Regions from separate parts of the Mus musculus genome. Here regions 1, 2, 3, 4, 5 and 6 are each linked to region 7. A link is a contact called in ENCODE Hi-C data. All regions are on one chromosome and are shown on one strand. The core of a region is the stretch at or near the end of the contact, and the rest is flanking DNA. Distances in the headings are between cores, read along the strand shown. Region 1 has its middle 29 kb from the start of Zmiz2. Region 2 holds the start of Ccm2 (cerebral cavernous malformation 2). Region 3 holds the start of Ogdh (oxoglutarate (alpha-ketoglutarate) dehydrogenase (lipoamide)). Region 4 holds the start of Myl7 (myosin, light polypeptide 7, regulatory). Region 5 holds the start of Ddx56 (DEAD box helicase 56). Region 6 overlaps Nudcd3 (NudC domain containing 3). Region 7 holds the start of Gsdma (gasdermin A).

Evidence for each region. A loop is a pair of places that touch in the nucleus more often than their neighbours do.
Region 1: a loop to region 7 is called in a map of T-helper 2 cell, with 20 times the contacts of the local background. The contact joins the enhancer-like site here to the promoter of Gsdma in region 7. A Hi-C loop is called at or near these places in 3 of 37 maps with a recorded cell type or tissue (T-helper 1 cell, T-helper 17 cell and T-helper 2 cell).
Region 2: a map of regulatory T cell shows a loop between it and region 7 (19-fold over the local background). The contact joins the promoter of Ccm2 here to the promoter of Gsdma in region 7. A Hi-C loop is called at or near these places in 3 of 37 maps with a recorded cell type or tissue (T-helper 1 cell, T-helper 2 cell and regulatory T cell).
Region 3: a loop to region 7 is called in a map of T-helper 1 cell, with 8 times the contacts of the local background. The contact joins the promoter of Ogdh here to the promoter of Gsdma in region 7. A Hi-C loop is called at or near these places in 2 of 37 maps with a recorded cell type or tissue (T-helper 1 cell and T-helper 17 cell).
Region 4: a map of T-helper 1 cell shows a loop between it and region 7 (10-fold over the local background). The contact joins the promoter of Myl7 here to the promoter of Gsdma in region 7. A Hi-C loop is called at or near these places in 2 of 37 maps with a recorded cell type or tissue (T-helper 1 cell and T-helper 17 cell).
Region 5: a loop to region 7 is called in a map of T-helper 2 cell, with 14 times the contacts of the local background. The contact joins the promoter of Ddx56 here to the promoter of Gsdma in region 7. A Hi-C loop is called at or near these places in 4 of 37 maps with a recorded cell type or tissue (T-helper 1 cell, T-helper 17 cell and T-helper 2 cell).
Region 6: a loop to region 7 is called in a map of T-helper 17 cell, with 10 times the contacts of the local background. The contact joins the enhancer-like site here to the promoter of Gsdma in region 7. A Hi-C loop is called at or near these places in 2 of 37 maps with a recorded cell type or tissue (T-helper 17 cell and T-helper 2 cell).

Annotation. Positions count from the first base shown.
Region 1 is chr11:6,364,727-6,367,881 of GRCm38, reverse strand. No RefSeq gene overlaps it. Among named protein-coding and RNA genes, the nearest start is that of Zmiz2, 29 kb to the left of the region's middle. Within about 2 kb of position 1,786, at least 1 of the 3 ENCODE cell types and tissues checked has a DNase peak (open chromatin) inside an H3K27ac peak, as active enhancers do.
Region 2 is chr11:6,545,286-6,548,190 of GRCm38, reverse strand. It overlaps Ccm2 (cerebral cavernous malformation 2), which reads right to left and starts at 1,304. Exons shown (of 10, transcript NM_146014.3): 1 at 1,162-1,304. The coding sequence starts at 1,191. It also overlaps the pseudogene Gm24000.
Region 3 is chr11:6,290,138-6,293,046 of GRCm38, reverse strand. Ogdh (oxoglutarate (alpha-ketoglutarate) dehydrogenase (lipoamide)) reads right to left here and starts at 1,450. Exons shown (of 23, transcript NM_010956.4): 1 at 1,354-1,450. Gm46270 (predicted gene, 46270) reads left to right here and starts at 784. Exons shown (of 1, transcript NR_168687.1): 1 at 784-2,909.
Region 4 is chr11:5,897,350-5,900,488 of GRCm38, reverse strand. It overlaps Myl7 (myosin, light polypeptide 7, regulatory), which reads left to right and starts at 1,707. Exons shown (of 7, transcript NM_022879.2): 1 at 1,707-1,728; 2 at 1,950-2,063; 3 at 2,254-2,329; 4 at 2,553-2,657; 5 at 3,091-3,139. The coding sequence starts at 1,726.
Region 5 is chr11:6,266,471-6,269,481 of GRCm38, reverse strand. Ddx56 (DEAD box helicase 56) reads left to right here and starts at 1,753. Exons shown (of 14, transcript NM_026538.3): 1 at 1,753-1,822; 2 at 1,903-2,064; 3 at 2,511-2,671; 4 at 2,800-2,970. The coding sequence starts at 1,763.
Region 6 is chr11:6,159,491-6,162,320 of GRCm38, reverse strand. All of the region lies in intron 2 of Nudcd3 (NudC domain containing 3), which reads left to right. Among named protein-coding and RNA genes, the nearest start is that of Nudcd3, 40 kb to the left of the region's middle. Within about 2 kb of position 1,471, at least 1 of the 3 ENCODE cell types and tissues checked has a DNase peak (open chromatin) inside an H3K27ac peak, as active enhancers do.
Region 7 is chr11:98,662,642-98,665,742 of GRCm38, reverse strand. Gsdma (gasdermin A) reads right to left here and starts at 1,392. Exons shown (of 12, transcript NM_021347.4): 1 at 1,305-1,392.

The DNA of each region.
Region 1 (3,155 bases), core at 537-3,036, about 92 Mb after region 7:
ACTTGCTCTGTCGTCTTTGCTGGTTTTGAACTTGCAGAGATCCCCCTGTCTCTGCCTCCCAACGGCTGGAGGGCATGTGCCACCACTGCCCGGCGCCCATCGCTTCTTTTTAAATATTTGCCAAACATCTGGGTTTGTAAGCCAATTGTCTTTTCACACAGAAATGCCTTGGTTTGACACAGGAACTGCACTAGCATATTTCATATTTTTCGAAATGACATTCAGTATGGCTATCTGGGTTTGCCTTTACTTCTCATGCATGCATTCAGGAGTTAAAGTTAACAAATTAAAGTCGAATTGCTTTGTCATGTTCTGAAGTGAACGTGGAGGTTTGTGCTAGCTGGTTTAAGTCGGCTGAGAAAGCATGGGGACCACACTGTGATGGTTCTACTCTTCCCAGCAAAAAGTTCACCCACAAAATACAAGTAAAGTCTTTTGTTTTGAAAACTGACTTGACCTTATTGACCTCTGACCAGGCCTCAGAGACCGAACGGGTCTAACAGGTTGGGCCTGTTGAGTGCTCCTGACCATTCCAGTAATGTGGACTGTGTTACTGTGTCTAACCCCCCCCTTGCCCCCTCCCGTGCAGCCCACCACAGTCTGCATCTTTGTACTGAGAAGGCTAGGGTGAGTCCATGACAGACTTAAAACTGGCAGTTAAGGAGTCTAGGCCTAAAAAGTGAGCAAGTCCAGGCAAGCACAGGCAAGTCAATTACTTATAGAAAACACCCCAGGCTCCAGCCTTCCCATCCAGGTAACAGAATGTCCCAGCCGCCTGGCCTGAGGCAGGGAGAATGGGTCAGCAGCAGTTTCCAGACTCCCTCAGCTACTCCTCAGTAACAGTTCCCAGACCTCCCCAGCAAGTTTTCAGCCCCCATATCCTGGTAATGGAATGTCCATAGAGATGGACCCAACAGGTTACCATAGGGGTCACCTACCCGGAATTCCCTAATGTGCTTTACCTCAGGCATGCAGGCTCACTTGCTGTCTCTATCTTGGTAATGGGAAACCCAGCATGCTGGTCTTCAGAATAAAATACTCTGAGTTTGCACACTTCTTGAGTCTGGGAGACATTCTTCGGAGAATCAGGGACTCTTACCTTACCATAGCAGTCTCCCCACTTTCCCAGAACCCGGAGAGTCCCTATTTTTCCACGCCTGTCATTAACTGCCTCCCTTATTCCCTCAGGGCCTGTGGGCAAGGCTGAGAGAGAGCGCAGTCCTGGCCTGCATCCTTCCTGACTGCTGTAGTGGAGAGTGGAACAGCTGTCATCCGTTTTCTACTTCCTTTCTCTAGGCCACCCTGGACTGTGTTCCTTCCATCCTGTTAATCTTTAGTTTAATATTTATTGACCTTTATGATTTATTTTATAGGTGTATGTCTTTGTGCCTGAGTTTATGTGTACTCTGTCCTGTGTGCTGTGCTCATGGAGGCTAGAGGGCACGGGATTCCTGGGGCTGGTAATGTGGATAAATTGAACCCAACCTGGGTCGTCCTGAGGAACACTTAGTATTCTTAACCGTTGAGCTATTTCTTTACCTCACTGTTCTCTCCTTTCATGCTGATTTTCCTGGCTTCAATTACCTTCGGAGGTCCTGTGTCTAAATGCAAACTGCTAATGTCCTGAATCTTTAGTCTTCTGATTGCCTTCATCCCTTAACCTGCTGCTCCCTACCCACGCCTGGCCACACGCTCCAGCTGCATTGCTCTCTGTGCTGCCCCCTGCTGCTGGAAACGAAACGATGCACGGAAAACTCACTTTATAAGGACAGCCCGACATCTCGCCCAGGCTGTTCACTATTTCCTGTCTTACCGGAAGCCTGTGCTGGAAACCCCAGGGCGTTTCCCAATAGTCAGGTCGGGCTGCTTAGCAAGCAGTATACATGCACTGTTTTATCTAACTTCACTGTAAGGTGCTCTCTCTTCCTCTCCCTCTGTCTCTTTGGTTTTTTCGAGACAGGGTTTCTCTGTACAGCCCTGGCTGTCCTGGAACTAACAGGTCTGTAGACCAGGCTGGCCTTGAATTCAGAAATCCACCTGCCTCTGCCTCCCAAGTGCTCAGATTAAAGAAATTCGCCACCACTGCCTGGCAAGGCTCTCTCTTTTTAAAAAAGAATTATTCGTTTATTTATTTTTATTTTATGTGTATGGTTCTTTTGTCTGCTTGTATGTCTGTGTAGCATGTACATGCAGAATTCAGATCCCCGGAACTGAAGTTACAGGCAGTTGTTAGCTGCCATGTGGGTGCTGGGAATTGAACCAGTATCCTCTGGAAGAGCAACCAGTGCTCTTAACCACTGAGCCATCTCTTCAGCTCCTCCCTCCCCCAAAAGTTCTCAAAGGCAAAAATGTTATTCTTCTTTCTTAGTACATTCTCCTACTTACTAATGTCTGTCAGCATCCTTAAAAAGCCAACCACTTACCAGCTAACCCTTGCCCGCTCACTCAGCAGCCAAGATGTGATATGATATCTTCATCCCTCCCTAGCTGGTTAACGGATCTGTTTTTACAGACAAGGCAATGGACAAGCAATGTTGCCATCTTTCTGAGAAAGGAAGAATGGTATTGGGTGATGGCTCAGAATGACACTGGGAAAATCCCAGCAAGACCATTGACAGATACTGATGTGGTCCTAAGTGAGAGACGTGAAGCCGGAAGACTGAGAACTTCAGGCCATTGCAATAGTTTGAATGAAAATGGTCCCATAGGCCCATAGGGACTGGTACTGTTGGGAGGTGTGGCCTTGTTGGAGGAAGTGTATCACTGGGGGCAGGCTTTGTGGTCTCAAAAGCTCAAACCAGGCCTAGCGTGGGCTCACTGACTCTTCCTGCTGCCTGTGGATCGAGACGCAGAACTCTCAGCTACTCTTCCAGAATCATGTCTGCCTGCACATGACAATAATGGACTAACCCAGCCCAATTAAATGTTTTCCTTTGTAAGAGTTGCTGAGCTCATGGTGTCTCTTCATAGCAATAAAACCCTAACTAAGACAGTCTTCCTTGATTACAAAGAAAGTTCCACCATCTCTGCGACAGGGAAAGAGGGGGTTTGGGGAGGTAGAGGCTGATCTCGGTGGTGGTTTGAATGAGAATAGCCCCATAAACTCATATTCACATGCGTAGTCACCAGGGAGCGGTACTATTTGAAAGGATTAA
Region 2 (2,905 bases), core at 55-2,554, about 92 Mb after region 7:
TTAGAGTGTGAGACAAATACAATGTCTCCAGGGATGTAGGCTACTGGCATTGCAAAGACCAGCTGGCACGGTTCAGCATCAGCCACACTTGGGCCAAGTCCTTCCTCAACAGCACCCTCTTTTCTAGCTAAGTCCTTTTACAATGCTCAAACCCCTTCTATACTTGTAGGCTGAATTGCTTTGTTGGGCCCATTTCCCAGCTTTAAACCATCTTTGGAGGTAACAAGTTGACAGGACATCTAAATAACAAGTGCAACTTTCTGTCTTCAAACAAAAGAAAGTGGGGGCAGCGCTGCTGGCCTGGATTCCCTGAAGGCCACCTGGCCACTCTATTTCAAGTAAGACTTTCTGAAAAATGGGACACCTCCTAAAACAAGGTGGTGAGTGGTGTGGCCAATTAAAGGCTACAAGGAGGCCGGGTGGTGCTGAGCTAGGACATCAAAGTCTGTTTTAAACTTGTCCACAACGTGCACACATTTATCAAATGAAAATGACAGGCAAACATGAAGATTGCAAAGCATTTATTTGAAAGGGATACATTTTATCAAAGCCCACTTTTCGCTTTAAAGGCAGTTTAAGCGGTTCATTCCCACATGGTCTTCCCAGGCTTCTTAAAATGTTCTTTATCAACTACTCAAGCCTGTAATTAAAGCCACATTTTTAAACTACAGAAACGAAGGAGCCTCTTGAACCATGTCCTAAATCTTACTGCCAAACATAACGTCACTAAAATCACTCAGTGGTATTAAATAGGAGCGACAGTCGACGAGAGAACCCGCCGAAAAGCTAAGTCCATCTTTGCTTTTACTGGACATCCAAAAACAAAGCCAAGTGGGCAGCAAAAGCCTCGCCGGTCACGGCACAGCCCAGTGGCCCAAGTTCCAGCCCAGGCCACCTTCTGGCCCCTCACTGGGCCCACTTCCTTTGTGGCCCCAGGCCGGCGCGCGGGGAAGGCGGGCCCCCTGACAGGCCGTCTGGAGCAGGCCGGGGGCGAGCGGCAAAGGGGACGCCCCCACCGGAAAGGCGCGGCACTTCCTCCGGGAGCCGCAGGCCCACCTGACCGCTGTCCCTGCCCGCTCAGCCGCCCGCCCGCCCGCCCACCCCGAGGGACCCCCACCCCACGCCCCGGCCCGGCGGCAGGACGCGCCGGTGAGCGCTCACCTTCTTGCCCTTCTTGCCCTCCTCCTCCATGTCGCCGCGTGCGGCCCCCGCGGCCCGCCCCGGGAGCCCCACTGCCAGCGGCCGCTACATGCTCGCTCTGGGCCCGCCACCCCCGCGCTCACCGCGCCGCCGGCCCGCCCGCAGTCTCCGCCCCGGCCGCGCCCCACCCGCACTTCCGGACCTAGGGAGCCCGCCCACTCCGGAGACCCCGCCCCCTCACGCCCCGCCCACTGCCTCGGCGCTCCCGCACTTCCGCCTAGAGGCACTCGCTGGGCCCAAGGAGGGCGATACCAAGAAGGGCGATTCCCTGTTTTTCCCAAAGCCCCTGAAGAGACCCAGGGTCACCCCGGGCCCCTCCATGCCTCCTCAGGGCGGGAGGAGCACACCTGCCTACCCCAGTCCTTCCCATCCCCTCTGGAAAGGCGCCCCAGTACCCCCCCCCCCATCCCTAGCTCTCCCGAACCCTTCAGGGCCGCGCGGGAGTGGCTCCAACTTTTCAATTCTGCCGCCATCTTTAGGGTGGCCGACTTCCCAGCCTGCCTCGCGATTAGGGAGGCGGGCCACATGCCCCTGGGAAGGGACAGAGTCAGTCTCCAATCCGGGTTCTGGGCGCGCTGCCACTTGGCATCCCTCTCTTTTTACTCTGAGCCACAAGGAAACCCTTTTCTAGTAACTTTCTATTCTGGCTGGGCGTGGCGGCGCACTCCTGTGTAATCATAGCACCTGGCTGCTAGAGACAGGAAAATGAGTTCAGGATCAACCGTTGGACCAGAGTCTCATAAAAGAATCCAAAAATGTACAATAGCTGCCAACAGCAACCTTCTAGGTAGTGTATGCAACCTGTTGTCTGTATGGGTTGTCCTAAAACATCTTGAAGATAGTATTCTGGCTGGGCAGTGGTGGCGCATGCCTTTAATCCCAGCATTTGGCAGGCGGATTTCTGAGTTTGAGGCCAGCCTGGTCTACAGAGTGAGTTCCAGGACTATACAAAGAAAACCTGTCTCGAAAAAAAAAAAAAAAAAAAAAAAAAAAAAGCATTCTGATGGATATTCACATTCCTGAGTTTATGGTGTTTCTAATCTAGGCTTCAGCCACCCACACACAAATGCAAAGGTGCTTTTGGGAAGCTGGAAGGTATAAGGAAATCAGGGTTCACAATGGCCAGGTCATCATATCCATGCTCTAAGGCTCAAGTTCAACTTCCTTCGCCTCCAGATCTACACCTCTAAGAAGAAATGTTTAATGAAAATAAAATTTAAAACATGATAGCTGAGAGGCAGTTCACAGGGTATGGCTGTGGGTTCCCTGGAAAGTTATGGACCCTATGGTCCACCCAAGCCTCTATGTTCACTAATCTCACACCCAAGCCAAAACTATGTGTAATGTGTGTGTGTAAAATTTTAAAGCTTTATTCTCTCCTACCCTTGGTACATCAGGAAGGTAAAAATTACAAGAGCACGGGCATTCGGGCCCTGCCAGAGTAAAGTTATAGATTTTTTAAAATTATTTTTATTTTATTTTCATTTGTGTTTTGCCTGCATATGCATCTATGTGAAGGTGTCAGAACTCCTGGAGCTGGAGTTACAGATGGTGGTAAGCTGCCATGTGGGTGATGGAAATCGAACCCAGGTCCTTTTGAAGAACAGCCAGCACTCTTAACCACTGAGCCATCTCTCCAGCACCTACATAGTTAACAGACATCATATATAGTTACCACATTCACAGAACAATTTCAGAGGATCAG
Region 3 (2,909 bases), core at 201-2,700, about 92 Mb after region 7:
GCTGCATAGTATGTGATACAAAATGACAAGGATAGAAAAAGAGAAAAAGACAATTATAGTGTCACTTTCCTAACGCCACCTACTAATCTACCTGGTTCCACCTTCAAGGGCAAGGCTAGAGGATCAGACAAACAGAGGAACTCCAACGGTGTCCTCTGCTCAATGTCAGAGCACAGGATACACAGACACAAGTAGGGCCTGTAAGGGCAATGAAATCCACAGAAAAGCTGGGGGAAATTTTTACTTCTATTTTTAGTTACACGCTTCTACTTAGGGTGATGAAGACCAGTTGCACATTCGCAATAGCTTCACTATATACAGATAACACTTACGGACGTAGAGACCTCCATCGAATACAGGTTGACCCCACTGACCCCACTTGGGCCTGTAGAGGTGTTCCTTGAGTGACCTTTTGACGTCAAGGATCTAAAACTCCACCCTCCAATGATGCTTAACGCCGCCATTTTCTGATCTTACAGTCAGGAAGTTGAGTTACGCATGCGCACAACACCTAGCCCGTCACTTCTCATTACCTTTAATCCCTTTTCCACACCTCACCCTGCTCCTTCACCGTGTAGATACTCAAATGCCCTACACTCCGCTCTCCTGTCTTTACATGGTATCCACGTGAGGATTCTTGCCGAACCTGTCACTTCAGAGACTGGCACACTGCTCGGTGGGCAAAAGAAACATGATCTGGTAACTCATGCGAGGGCACAGTAGCAGGCTTCCCAGTCACTCTGGGTATAACTCACATCTGTCACACACTCTCGCGAGGAAAGCGGTGCGTGGATGGTGTTTCTAGGGAAACCAGTGTCACCTTGGCCGACAGCCTGGTTTACCTCATACCGGCAGGTGGGGCTGCCGCAGGCACCAAGGTCAGCGCCGTGTCCGGGCACGGCGAACACAAGGACGGCGGCCTGCTGGGGTCAGCGCACGCAGGACAAAAGAACGCGCGCGGGCCAGAGGGAGCGACCGGTCCACGTGACACGCCGCGACCTTGGGGCTCTCCCGGGCCGCCAGGCCACCTACTCCCTAGCCCGCCACCTTCGCGGCTCCGCCGCCAGAGCCAATAGCGCTCGGCCCCCCGACCCCCGGCGCAAGTCCGCGTCCGCCAATCTCCGCCCGCCTGGAGGACCCTGCCACGCCATTGGCTATAACGTCTGTCCGTCAGGTCTCGTCCCCCGCCCACCATCGCCGCCCTCCGCCAGCCCGGCTCTGTCCGGCTTCACGCCCGTCACTCAGGCACTCCGGAAGCAAGGACGCATAGGCCTCACCCTCGGCCGCGAGCTCCGGGTGTCAAGCGCCGAGCCTCCCAGCCCTGGACGGAGCCCGTCTGCCGCACAAGGTTACCTGTCTCCCGTTCAGCTCCACCCGAGTGAAGCGCCGACACCACTCCGGGCTCCAAACTCTCAGCCCCGCCCCGGCGTGTGGCGTCAACGCGTAGCCCGGCCCCAGAGGAGCGGCCTGCAAGACAGGCTGTGGGCGTGACGTGACGTCACAGAATTGGGTTTCAGTCGCTCGCTCGGGCTTCGCGCCAATGCAGAACTTTGCATCTGGCCAAAGCCAGCCTGTTGCTCACTGTCTTTCGGCTGTCATTAGCAGTTACACGGGAGACGCTTCCGAAGCTTGTTAAGAACCTGGTACATTCAGGGCGTGGGATGCCGTCTGATAATTGAAGCGTTTGGCGGGCCGAAGCAGGAGCGCTGCGACTTTGAGGCCCACGGGCTTTGTATCCAAAACAAGCTGCCCTAAATAATAGTTGGGTTGGTAAAATGTATCCCTGCACAAAATAATTTGAATAACATGAGTGACTATTTTGAACACTTGTTTTGCAGCAGTCCTTATGAAGATTAGTTAGCGAGGTCTAATGTGACTTGGTTGTCATGCGACTTGGGTGTTCCTGCTAGTATTCTGACAGGAAGCTGTGCTGGGGTCCCCCTGGATCTTCCTGGCTCCAGAGCCTGCTCTAAACAGACAAAATCCACTAGTTAACCTGTTACACTTCACTAATATGAAATGTTCCCCGTGTCAAAATGTTAAGCCAGAGCCTGGCTGTGTGAGTGCACACCTTAAAGCAGAGCACTCAGAAGCAGAGGCAGGCTCATCTCTGAGTTTGAGGTCAGCCTGGTCTACAGAGAGAGTTTCAGGGCCACATAGAGAAACCCTGTCTTGGGAAACAAAATAAAAAACTAACAAAAATATTCAGCCAGATTTTGCAGCACACACCTGCAATTTCAGAACAGAGAAAAACTGACCAATTGGGAGGTCAAGATGGGCTACATAGAGTTCTTGTGGGCAGCCTGGGCTACACAGTTGGATCAGGTCTCAAAAAGGAGAGTGGTTCATTTCATACTCATGTCTTTTGTTGTTGTTGTTTGAGACAATGGCATGTAGCTGAGGCTGGATTCAATTTCATAATGTAGGCTGACCTTGCTCTGTTTCTTTTACCTGCATATACCAGGTGCTAGGACTATAGCTATAAGTCCCATGCCCAGCTTCATGCTCATGGCCTTTAACTCTCCGCTTGTTTCTCTTTTTTAGCAGAGTAGTTTTTGATGGACAGCAATACAGACTGTCAGTTTATCCTTGCTATGTATGGCAAATGGCACCAGTGCTGGATGAGCTGGCTGGAGAGTCCTTTTGCTCTACTGAAATAGAAGTCACAAGTAGTCACAAGTATGCCAGAAGCTCTTCAAGCTTTGGTAGCAGTGATAGGCCACAGTACAAGGGCAGAAGCATCAGCAATGGTACACGTGAGTTGTCCTCCCATGGACCTGGGGTATATCGTCCTAAGAAGCCTAAGGGCTAAGAAGCCAAGATTCCTCAGCCCACAGTTAGAACTTGCTATTGCAGCTTAAATGTGGCCTAGGTACTCAAATCCCTCTATCCAGATTGCATAAAGAGTT
Region 4 (3,139 bases), core at 458-2,957, about 93 Mb after region 7:
GGTCTCAGCAACATTCTATCTCAGAACCAGGGAGGAAGCAATATGGGCCAAGGCTAGGAGCTATTAAACAGTTTCTAAGGTCCCTCCAGAGGCTCTGGTAGATGGAATCTACCTAATGCTTTTCTATGCAGCATGAATATGCCTTCAGGTGAACGGACTTGTATGCGTTTAATGCACATTTATCTCTCACTGGGAACCCAGGGAGTCAAAGGCTTACTCTGTTCTCTGCTTCAGAAAAAAAATCCCAAATTGGTGGTTCTGTGGGAAAGTCACATTTTTCTTGAAATCTTGCTGTTTTCTGGTAATTCTCGTGTAGAATTGCTTCTATCGGCTTCACTTTCTTGAACCAACACGAGCATTTGCATTAACAGAGTACAACACTCATATTGGCACACTCACACATTGGAACAGATTTTCAGTCTTTCATCTTTTCGTACATACTGGGATCTGAGGCATTGTGCTGGTTTGTTTGTTTGTTTTGTTTTGTCTCTCTTTATACATCCAACTTGAATGATTGAACTTTGTTTTCAGGTAGTTAGGAGGGTGTTATAAAATATTCATACAAAAGGAGGCCTTGGAGTTGTGTGTGGTACAGACTTGTAATCCCAGCACCAGCCTGGGAAACATCGTGAGTTCCAGGCTAGCCTTGGCTACATAGCCGACCCTATCTCAAAATAAAAGAGGATGGAGTGGGACTTGAGTCCTAACAGGAGATAGTGCCCATATCCTAACTCACCTTGCATAGCCACATTGGGGTGAGGATGAACACTGAACCTAGTCAGAGACCTACTCATGATCTCCCCTAAGCTGTCCAGCTTCTCTGACTCCTCTGCCACACTAAGGTCCTCAAAAGTTGACGGCTGCTGCTTGCAACCAAAGCCCCTTGGTCCCAAATTCAGAAACATGAGATGGTCTTTGTGGGCCAGTTTCATAAGAACCCAAAACTTTTCCTGTGAAACAGCATCATGTAGGCCTGCCACGTGCCAGGGTTTCTGGATTCCAGATGTGGAGCAAGCTGGGTGCCCAGGAGAAGGCTACAGCTCTCAGTTGGGAACGTCAGAGAGAATTTGGAGGAGGAGGGTAGAGTTGAGATGGAGCTTAAGAAACACAAGATTCCGTATAGGGTGGGTACGCGCGTCTCAGCAGGACAGGCCGAGTGAAGAGCGCATGTCTGAATGTAGGGAGAGCAGCATTCGGTCACTCCAATCCTGAGTTACCCCCAAATCAAGCCAATGGTCCTGTGGGGCTCACAGCCTGGTTAGAACTGCTGTCTGTCCATTGTCAGATGGCCAGCAGGCCAGAACTCAGGGGTTTTATCTGACCCAGGGGATTCAGGCCAGAGACCATTCTCAGAATCATGTACTGCTTCCCAAGCCCAGAGTATAGACAGCACTAGTCAGGTGAGAGGACGGTCAGATGCAGGCATCACAGGGAATCACACCACCATGACCTGGACTAGCACACGTTTGGAGCGTCTCTGACCAGGGAAGACATGGAGCCTGGTCACAAGAGATGGATGGGTGGATCCTAGGATGTTACACTTGGGGGCCTGAAGGTTACCAGGAGTGTGAATAGGATCTATGTGGAGCCCTGTCTTTCTCCACCAGCGGGGGCTTCCAAGTTTAGCCCAATCATCCATTCCTCTCCTTATTTGGGCCTCTGGGTGATAAGGCTGAGACATAAAGAGCTGGGTGGCACGATCACTCAGTCAGACCGCCACAGATCATGGTGAGTGCTGGGTGGGGAACAAGAGACCAGCCACACCCAGGTGCTAGTCTCTGAGCTGCCCTGGGACAGAGCCAGGGACTTGTGTGCCTGTGCTGGGCTCAGGGAAGTGATCTCGGGTGGGGAAAGGCACCTCTCCCTGGCACTCCCACGAGACTACATGAGGTAGGGAGGAGGTCTTTGGAGAACTGGAGAGAGGACCCCTCTGATCATCAGTATTACAGGCCAGTAGGAAGGCTGGGACCCGAGGCAAGGCTGCAGCCACCAAGCAGGCACAACGTGGCTCTTCTAATGTCTTCTCAATGTTCGAACAAGCCCAGATTCAGGAATTCAAGGAAGTGAGTAGCCTATCCCAAACAGCCTCTCCCCGATCCGGGGAGCCACTTCATACCCCATGCACACGGCTCTCCTCTGAGGGTCAGTGCTCCTGCCTCCAACCTCGCTCATACTACCCGAGACTCTCCCTTACCCGCCATCCCTGGAAGAGATGGGGTGAGCAGCTCCCACCTGCAGGCCATCTCCTCACAGGCCTTCAGCTGCATTGACCAGAACAGGGATGGGATCATCTGCAAATCAGACCTGAAGGAGACCTATTCCCAGCTCGGTGAGTGGGTCCAGGAGCAACCTCCCAGGGACCCGGCTTGTTCACCTCAGGCACTTGCTCCGAGAGAGGACAGTGCCCCGCCCTTTCTCTCCTACTTAGCCTCATTCAGGCAGGAATCCCCCTCCCCCACCTGCCACACAGCTAGAGCTGCCCCTGCCTCTGCCCTCACTGCCTGGGAAGCCCGGGAGGGCGGCCTGGGTCACCTCAAGACCTACTCTCCTAGGGAGGGTAAGTGTTCCGGAGGAAGAGCTGGACGCCATGCTGCAGGAAGGGAAGGGTCCCATCAACTTCACCGTCTTCCTCACACTCTTCGGGGAGAAGCTCAATGGTGAGTTGGCAGGAGGTCTGAGTCTCCTTAGCCACAGCGCAAACCCGACCTCACCTGACCCGGGAGCCCCACGTGAGGCTCAACCTAACTCCCCTGAAACCTGTGCACCCTGCCTGCCCAGGGCCAACGCAGAGGATGTGGAGCGCCTGAACTGGCTTGGGTTCAGGAAATATCCACTTCCTAATCACAGTTTTGACTTCCCAGCCGGGCCTGCCAACCCCTTTGATGCCCAAGAAACACTCTGAATTCCGACTCAAGTCTCTTCTGCACCCTCCAATCTACCCCACCCCACCTTTATTCACTCGGTATAGCCGGAGCCCTTCAGGCCCCAGTACAAAGAAGCTCCCTTGTACTCCAAGTTCATCCTGGGTGGGGCCTCGCGGCAGGGGATCTGAGAGTTCACTTGGCTGCCTCGCCCCGCCCCCCCCTCCAGGGACGGACCCCGAGGAAGCCATCCTGAGTGCCTTCCGCATGTTCGACCC
Region 5 (3,011 bases), core at 504-3,003, about 92 Mb after region 7:
ACACCCCCTATCCCCACCTTGGAAACAAACAGATTTCTGGCAGCATTCAGTTATGGCCAGATTCAGTCGTGTATGTGAGGGATATGGTAGGTAGGAAAATGACTGCCTCAAAGGTATTTCCATCCTAACTCCTGAAACTTGTGAATGCCATTCAGCATGGCCAAGATTGCTGACCAGATAACTTTAAAGTAGGGAGTTAGTCTAGATCAGTCATTCTCAACTTGTAGGCCATGACCCCTTTAGGGGTCAAATAACCCATTCACAGGGTCCACCTAAGACCAGCAGAAAAGACACATTTACATCATGATTCATAAGAGTAGCAAAATTACAGTTGTGAAATAGTAAAAATGATGTTCTGGATGGGGGTCACTTCAACGTGAGGAACTGTATTAAAGGGTAGCAGCATTGGGAAGGTTGAGAAGCACTGATCTAGATCATCAGTTTGAGCTCACTGCAGTCACAGGTGCCAGAGTCCAGCGTTTTGCAGTTAGGCTTCTAGCCCCACCTTAAGTCTCCCCCTTTTCCTCTCCTTTGCTGCTGATTGAGACTCTAAGGCATCATGCACGCTAGGGAAGTGCTCTACATTGATCCTGTTGCCCACTTAATGACCCCTTTTATTGGTCTTTTCCTTCAGCTCAGCCCCTCCTGTTATCAGGAGGGCTTTCCCTTTCTTAATAGGTGGTCACTATAAGACCCTGTTGGTAAATGTTTTTAGTCCCCACCAATCTCTTTTCTGTTATTGCCCTAACAATAGTTACAGCGCCCAGAAGAAATGGGCCTAAGGTCAACTGACACTTTTTTGGCTTTAGGTGTTTTAAGAGGTCCCAAGGAAGGGTGGTAGTGCATGCCTTTAATTCCAGCACTAGGGAGGCTGAGTCAAACCAGTCTGGTCTACCTACCAAGTTCCAGGCCAGCCACTACATAATGAGGCCATGTCTCAAAAAAACCAATCAATCAATCTTCCCCAGGCAGTGATGGCACATGCCTTTAATCTCAGCATTTGGGAGGCAGAGGCAGGCGGATTTCTGAGTTTGAAGCCAGCCTGGTCTACAGAGTGAGTTCCAGGACAGCCAGGGCCACACAGAGAAACCCTGTCTTGAAAAAAACAAACAAACAAACAAAAAAAAAAAAACAAAAAAAAAACAAAAACAGAAGAAAAAGTCCTAAGGACATTCCCTGGTAAGGAATTCTCAAAGAATGGGCCTTATTAACATGTGTAACAAAGTCTGATTTTCGTTTTCTGGGAAAGATGGTCCCAGGAAGGGTTCGAGTCAACTTGGCTCTTCTTCTAAGAGCTGTTAAGGATTGCACCGCGTGTTGGCAGTATTTGTGAAAATCTTCATAGTAGCTGAAGGCCTGATTTAACATTTATCTTAGGTTAGCAACTTGTGCCGCGATTTCTGCCCAGTGAGATTTGCCTCTGGTTACCCACAGAACCCTAATTCCTTTGCGCATGTGCCTAAGTGGCGGCTGCCTCCCTTTAGCCAAAACGCGGTCGATCCCAACCATAACCTAGCAAAGCCCTGCCCACGTCACTCTGTGGGTCAGGGAAGGCTGAGGCGCCAGAGAAGAGGCATCCACAATTCGGAGGGCGTTCAAGGGACAGCATTGCGGAACGCTCCTGCGCAGAGCCAGCACAAATTGGTAGCAACGTCGGACACCCAGGAGAAAGTACTTCCAGGAAGTGACGTACCTTCCAGAGCTGATTAGTTGTTGGTTTGTCCCGCCCTACGCGTGCGCACTGACAGCGTGGAGTCACGCCATGGAGGACCAAGAAGCGCTGGGTTTTGAACACATGGGCCTGGATCCCCGGCTCCTGCAGGTATGGGGTAGGCTGTGGAGCTGCTACCCGGTGTGCCGCTGTACTCCACGCCGCTTGAGCTGCGTCCTCTTCCTTCTTAGGCTGTCACCGATTTGGGCTGGTCGCGACCTACGTTGATCCAGGAAAAGGCCATTCCTCTGGCGCTGGAGGGGAAGGACCTCCTGGCCCGCGCCCGCACAGGCTCCGGGAAGACCGCAGCTTATGCTATTCCGATGCTTCAGTCGCTTCTCCACAAGAAGGCGGTGGGTAGCGAGAGGAGCAGTGAGTATGAGGCAGGACGCTCCAAAAGAATAGGGAATGAAGTGCCCGACTGTGCCAAGGTTCCTCCTATAGGTCCTGTGTCAGTGTTAGGCGGCCCATAGAGAACTTGGTCAATTTGCAGCTTAATCTCTGAGCTGGAGTTCAGGTTACTTGGCTCTCAACCCGGGCCTTGGTGCCACGACCGCCATCCTGTTGTAATTTTGAGTAACCTTTTATCTAGAGGGGGACTCATCAGCTCCGTAGTACGTTAAGTGATTTCAGCAAGTTCTAAATTTGAGTGCCTGGGAAAGCTCTGCCCCCTGTGCTGTGAGGTGGGCAGAATTAAGAGTTTATCAGGACACAGCTAGGTGGTTGTGTTGCAGTACATGGTTCTGACTGTTTGGGCGGACCCAGTACTTTGAACGGTCTTGAATTGGTGTTCTTACAGACAGGTCCTGTAATGGAGCAGGCTGTGAGAGGCCTTGTTCTTGTTCCTACCAAGGAGCTGGCACGGCAGGCCCAGGCCATGATCCAGCAACTGGCTGCCTACTGTGCTCGGGATGTGCGAGTGGCTAACGTCTCAGCTGCAGAAGACTCAGCTTCTCAGAGGTGGGTGAAACCTGCAGGCCTCCAAAGGGAGAACGCTTTGCAAGTGTGTGCCCTTGGTGGTGTGAGTGGCTAGCCTGGGCAGGTCTGCCAGGGCGAGGGTCTGGCTGCTAAATCCTTGCCACCTGCAGAGCTGTGTTGATGGAGAAGCCAGATGTGGTGGTGGGAACCCCATCCCGAGTGTTAAGCCACTTGCAGCAGAACACCTTGAAACTCCGGGACTCCCTAGAGCTGCTGGTGGTAGATGAAGCTGACCTTCTTTTTTCCTTTGGCTTTGAGGATGAACTCAAGAGTCTTCTCTGGTAAGGAAGAAACAGAAGTGGCTCCTAGACCTGCAAGGGTC
Region 6 (2,830 bases), core at 222-2,721, about 93 Mb after region 7:
TTTTCTCTGTGACCTTAGTAGTATATAGTATCAAAGATCAGTGGCTGCTGTGGTTACTAGAGAGAGGGTGATTTATAGAGAACACATTTTATTTGATACTGTTTTTGGAAGTTCCAAGATCAAGACACTGCTAAGTTGGGTATTTGGTGAGGATTACTTCCTGCATCCAACATGGCACCTCACTGATGCCTCTTTGGAGAGGAAAAGCGGTGTACCACACAGTGGAAAGGACAGAAGGGCAGTTGGGTTGCACACTGGGAGAAGCATGTTTCATAAGGACCTTGATGGCATTTATTAGTGAGGAGCCTTAATGGCTTAATCACCTTTTGTAGCATCATACCAACTATTAAATGGCCACTCTCTGAATTTTAGAGGGCATATTAAAATCATAGCAGATGCAAATGTGTGGAGGCTCTAGAGAAAGCACTTACTAGAGCCTCTTCTACCAGTTAAAGAAGCCTGTTAATTTTTTTTTTTTGGAGTTTTTTGCTTTGTCTCTGGCAGGTTAAGATCATGGCTGTTGAACTTGCTGGGACTGTCATCCCACATGGGCATTAACAGATGGACTTTCAGATTCACTCACAACAGGTCTGTTCTCAGGGAATGAAATAGCCCTACAGCAAACTGTCTCCTTGTTAAAGGCTCTTTCTAAGCCAAGAACTAATTGCTTTTTGTCAGCAGTGTAAGTAAACATTCTTGTCAAAGCTGACTTTCTGACATTTGTTTCATTACTGCCTGTTTATTGAAAGATTCCATGGAATTCTCTACAAAGAATTCTCAAAAAACATCATAAAGCCAGGCTGGGTTTCTGAAACATTGTTTTTTTACTTGCTTGATTTTCAGTTGAATTGTATAATTTGTTTGTTTGTTTTGTACTTTTGAGACACAGTTTTTCTGTGTTGACACAGAAAACCAGCCAGTACATCCTACCTTAGTTCTTCACGTTAATTTCATCTATCGGCAGTTTTCTCTGTGACCTTAGTAGTATAGTATACAGTAGCCCTGGCTGTCCTCTGATCTGTAGACCAGGCTGACTGCAAACTTGTCTCTTGAGATCACTTGTCTCTGCCTCCTGAGTGCTGGGATTAAAGGTGTGCATGACCACCACCTTGCTCATTGAAAAGATAATAATAGTACAGGGATACCGATTTGTGTATTAATCAACAATCTCCGTGGATCAATGACCCTCCTCCTCTGAAGTTCTGTTTTTAGGGATGTGATCACAGTTGACTGTGAAGCTCACAGTGAGTTAGGCAATCTGTCCAGAACATTATAATGTCAGATGTAAACCAACAAGACAAGCCTAGTCACAGCCCAAGTGTTTGAAGAACCCTGTGGTCTGGGCTTTGGGCTTTCCCACCAGCATTCCAGTCCTGTGGGTATAGGCTGCTGGAGAATCTTACCCCATTTATATGCAAAAGACAACCAAATTGGCTAACTTGGGGCTTTATAAATAGTAGGACTGTTTCTCCAGCCTGTCTTCATTCTACTCAGTGCTAAAATTTCCTGGCAGCCTGTAACTAATGAAATGGAAAAGTACTGTTTGCAGAGCATTAAGCTAGCTGACTTGAATGCTCCTGTGATGCCTTGTCACCAGGCCGTGTATTGGTTGCTCTTGAGGTGGCCAGTTTCTTCCTAAGTTGAGCTTTCAACAGCAACTCAGTTCAAAATTCCAAAACAGTTACAGGAAAGCCCATTTGTCACCATGAGGCTAAGAACAGTAGAGGTCAGGGCATCTGCTTAGATTTAGATTTGAGTAGTCTAGTCTCTCATATGTCAGCTTGATGGTGGCTGGACTGGTTTAGACCTCAGGAAAGTGTGCAGAATATTAGATGCACGTGAGCCCTGTGCTGCTTTTGCAGTGAAGATGTTTGTTGTTTTCTGCTATTTTACTGATGAACCCAGACCTAGAGAGCCTGGGATAAATAGTACAAGATCAGACTGTTGGCCAGTGGCAGGGCTGGGATTTTGACTCAAGTTTGTATCCGTAAGCCCTAAAAGGTACTGCTTTTATTTGAAATTCTTGTGCCAGATAAAGCACAAGACCTCAACCTCAAACACTATCTCTCCACTAAAGTTCCTGCAGCTTGTTGTGGAGAAATTACAAGGCTTTCTTAGAAGGGAGGAGAGGTTGCTGCACACATGCTCACAGGTGGTACTGTGGGAAGTGCAACTGAGCAGATCAACGTAGCATGGACAGACACACAGCCTAGAGATTGTGTATAAAGTGCCTTTGCAGAGTAGGTTGCCACTGGCAGGTTGGTGACCAGCAGGATCCCGTGTCTTCTCTTTCATAGTTGTTGTGGATATGAGTCTCAGTTTCCTGTATCTTGTGCAGTGTCCTGGGGTCACTTGCTCACTGTGTTCTTTCTGCTCTAGGACTTTGGCTTACTGTTTGTAGTTGCTGTTTATCTTGCCACTGACCAGGAGATGATCTCTGGTGTGTCCTTTACCCTGCATACTGCCATGGTGTAGCAGGAACTGCAGTTCTGTTTGGTAGGTTCTTGTACTTTCCTGCTATGTTTGTGATCTGCAGTTACGGTGAGAAATGCATGTTTCAGAGATCCCAGATACATACATACTTGCGGTGGCAGGTTTGAGAAACAGTGTGTTATTTCTGTGGTGTGTCTTCATACTTTCACTTCATTTGTTCGGTTCTGTTCCACTGGATAGGTGTTATACAAAACATTATTCTAGAGTATGCATTTTCCAGTAAGTAGTGTCTTAAGACTTCAGTCTTCTTGCCATAACTATTACACTGAGACTGAGGTCTGGATTAAGACTGGGTGGAGAACAGTGCAGAATTAGTGAAACCCAGAAGGTTATGGTT
Region 7 (3,101 bases), core at 143-2,642:
TCCTGTCACACTAAGGGACAGTTGAAACTAGGACCTGTGGACACTAGGGAAAGAAGCAACCGCACTGGGCCCAGGAGCCTGGGCAGTCAGAGCTGGGCAGCTTCCCCAGTTGCCCTTTCCTTGGCAAGGCTACACTTGTTTGCACCCTCCATTTCCTTCCCACCCACCTCCTAGCAACACCAGTATAAGTGGGCAAATTTCCTAGTTCCTCTCTCCCAACTACTTCTTTGCCTTTGTTAGTTCTGCTTACGATATATCCCCTTTCCAATAGAAAGAATTCGTATTTGTCCTATAAGACTCAACTGAAGGACTGGAGAGATGGCTCAGCAGTTAAGAGCACAGACTGCTCTTCTGGAGGTCCTGAGTTCAAATCCCAGCAACCACGTGGTGGCTCACAACCATCCATAATGAGATCTGAGCTACAGTGTACTTATAATCAATCAATCAATCAATCAATCAATCAATCAATCTTTGGACTCTGAGCAAGCAGGACTGGAGTAAGAAGGAAAAAAAAAGACTCAACTCATGTCACCTGCTCACCCCTTTACTCCTTTGGGCATTTTGGTGACTCTGCCTGCATTCCCAAGGCATCTTGTATATCCACTTCTGAAACACCTGCTAATTCATCTTGTTACCATCCATCTGTTCACCTGACTGCCTTGCCTACTCAACTGTGACTTTCCTGAGGGCAGGAAATGGGCCTGAGTCACCTCTACAGCATCAGCACCATGTCTGGTAGAAACAAGGATAGAAAGAGTGAGCTTGGTCCTGGGAGACATGCTGGAGGGAGAGGGACCAAGAGGATGTGGGGCCTGCAAGGATCACAAGTTTGACAGTTTAGGACTCTGTCTTTGAAGTCGAGGTATCTCACCTGGGGATCCAGGAGACACACCCAGGTTTTCCTGGTGGGTGGAAGAGATCAGACACATCAGCTAGCCTCCATGGGCCTCACCTTTCTGTAGTACTTGACAGAGGCAGGGAAACAGGAAGGAGCACACAGAGATGTTGGGGCCATCCTGCCATCTACAATATACTTTCCAGCCCTTGTTCCTGGAAGGGTTGGGATGGCCTATGTCCCTCCAGAGACCAACTGAGTGTACCTAGAAGGACCTACCCTTCACCAGAGTGGCACTCAAAGGGCTGCCTCTCTTCTCTCTAAGGCCTACTATGAGTCCTACCCCCAGTAAAATGCAGGGAGATTTATGGCCATGATAAAGGATAAGAAATCCCATGCCCATTTGGCCCCAACCTTCCCCTGGTTCCCCAGAATGTCCCCCTGCCTCCTCAGCCATCATTGATCTTACCAGGGAAGGGTGATGCTGGATCCTGTCTGGCAGCTGGTGTGTGGTGAGGAACCAGAGCTCGTTCTGTCTATAGGGTGAGGGAATGACTGGCTGTCCTTTATCAGGACTGGCTGCTTTATGCCTCCATGGAGGCGGGGATGTAAGCTCCCACAGACCCCGCCTCCCACAATGACCCCACCCCTTTTTGTTCCACTTCCAGGAGAACAGCATCAACCTGTTTGAAGTGCCCCGCCTCAGGTCCTGTGGGGGTGGGTAAAAAGATGCCAGGCAGGTGTCTGTGTTGCTGGGGCTGAGACAGAAAGAAGGGGGACTGAAAGTTTGCTTATAGACTGGGGAGGAAGGGAGGCAGTGGGAATTGGCTGTGTGCGTGTGTGTATGCACTTATGCTTATTTGTGTGTGAGTGTGCATGTGAGTGTGTGTGTGTGTACTCATGCATGCGTGTAATTGTGTGCAGGGGTGATACAGGGTGGATCACTGCCCTGATGTCATCTGGAAGCACCTGCCATTCATCTGAGGCCTTGTGGAAATGATAAGTGATAAGAAATCCTGTATGTTCAGGGACTACAGGCAGCAGAGCAGCTGAAAATCTGCCCTTCAACTTTGTATGCATCAGCCTGCTGATTCTTACCTCTCTCTATGTGTATATGTGCCTTGGCTACACATGCATAACTTGGTACCAGTATGCACAGAAGTCTGAGGAGGCAGGATAGAGTGAGCTCATATGGCCTTCTATAATTTGGAAGCATCTCTAAGTATATGGAATATATGCTCACACACAGGCAGAGGTGGATCTCAGCGGTGAGATGACGGACAGCCCAGGATGTATGCTGTGGGCGTTCAGCTGTCTCCCTGTAGGTCATTCAGGAACTTTCTCTCTCTCTCTCTCTCTCTCTCTCTCTCTCTCTCTCTCTCTCTCTCTCTCTCTCTCTCTCTCTCTCTCATGTTAGTGCACTGCTGCTCTCTTCAGACATACCAGAAGAGGACTACATATTCTATTACTGATGGTTGTGAGCCACCATGTGGTTGCTGGGATTTGAATTCAGGACCTCTGGAGGAGCAGTCAGTGCTCTTAACCTCTGAGCCATCTCTCCAGCCCCCATTATCTTATTAAAGTTGCTCCTTGGAAATCACTTAAAAGAGGATTCTACACACACAGGCAGGTCTCTAAATTACAATTTATGTGATTTACTGCAAGGCCATATGAAGAAGCAGTTTCCTGGAGATTTCCTTAGGGACTGGTAGGAGTGAGGAAAGAGTCTCACACTCTGCAAAAATATCTTTAAAACTTTATTACTTTACTTTCTCAGAATCCTTCCACACTTTGTTCTGCCTCTCTGGTCCCCATCCTTCACCCCTTTTCTTTCCTCCATTCCCTTCCACTTCTCACCTGGCACAGCTATCAGCATCTTAGACAGACAGCTCTAGCTCCTGTTTGCTGTCAGGTGCCCATCCCCCTTAGGAAAGGTGGAGTTGGGTTCTTGGGTGTGTGGGATGGTTTTGTTATATGACAGTACAAGTGCAGAAGTGTGGTATTTGTGTTATACAAATCTGTTTTTCCTTTCCCCCTAGTTTTCTGTCTCTGTTTCTTTAAACCACTACAATGTAGGGCATCTGAAATCTTGTATATATAGTCCAGAGGTTGTGTGAACACCTTAATTAGCTCTGCAAAGGTGGCCCAACCAACCATTACCTCGGTCAGACATTTGGAAGTCTCTTCCTAGAGTGTGCCTTCCTCTGGCGTGTGATGACCAAGGTTTCTTGTCTCATTCGTCTTTGAAAGATCTGTGGAGCAGCAG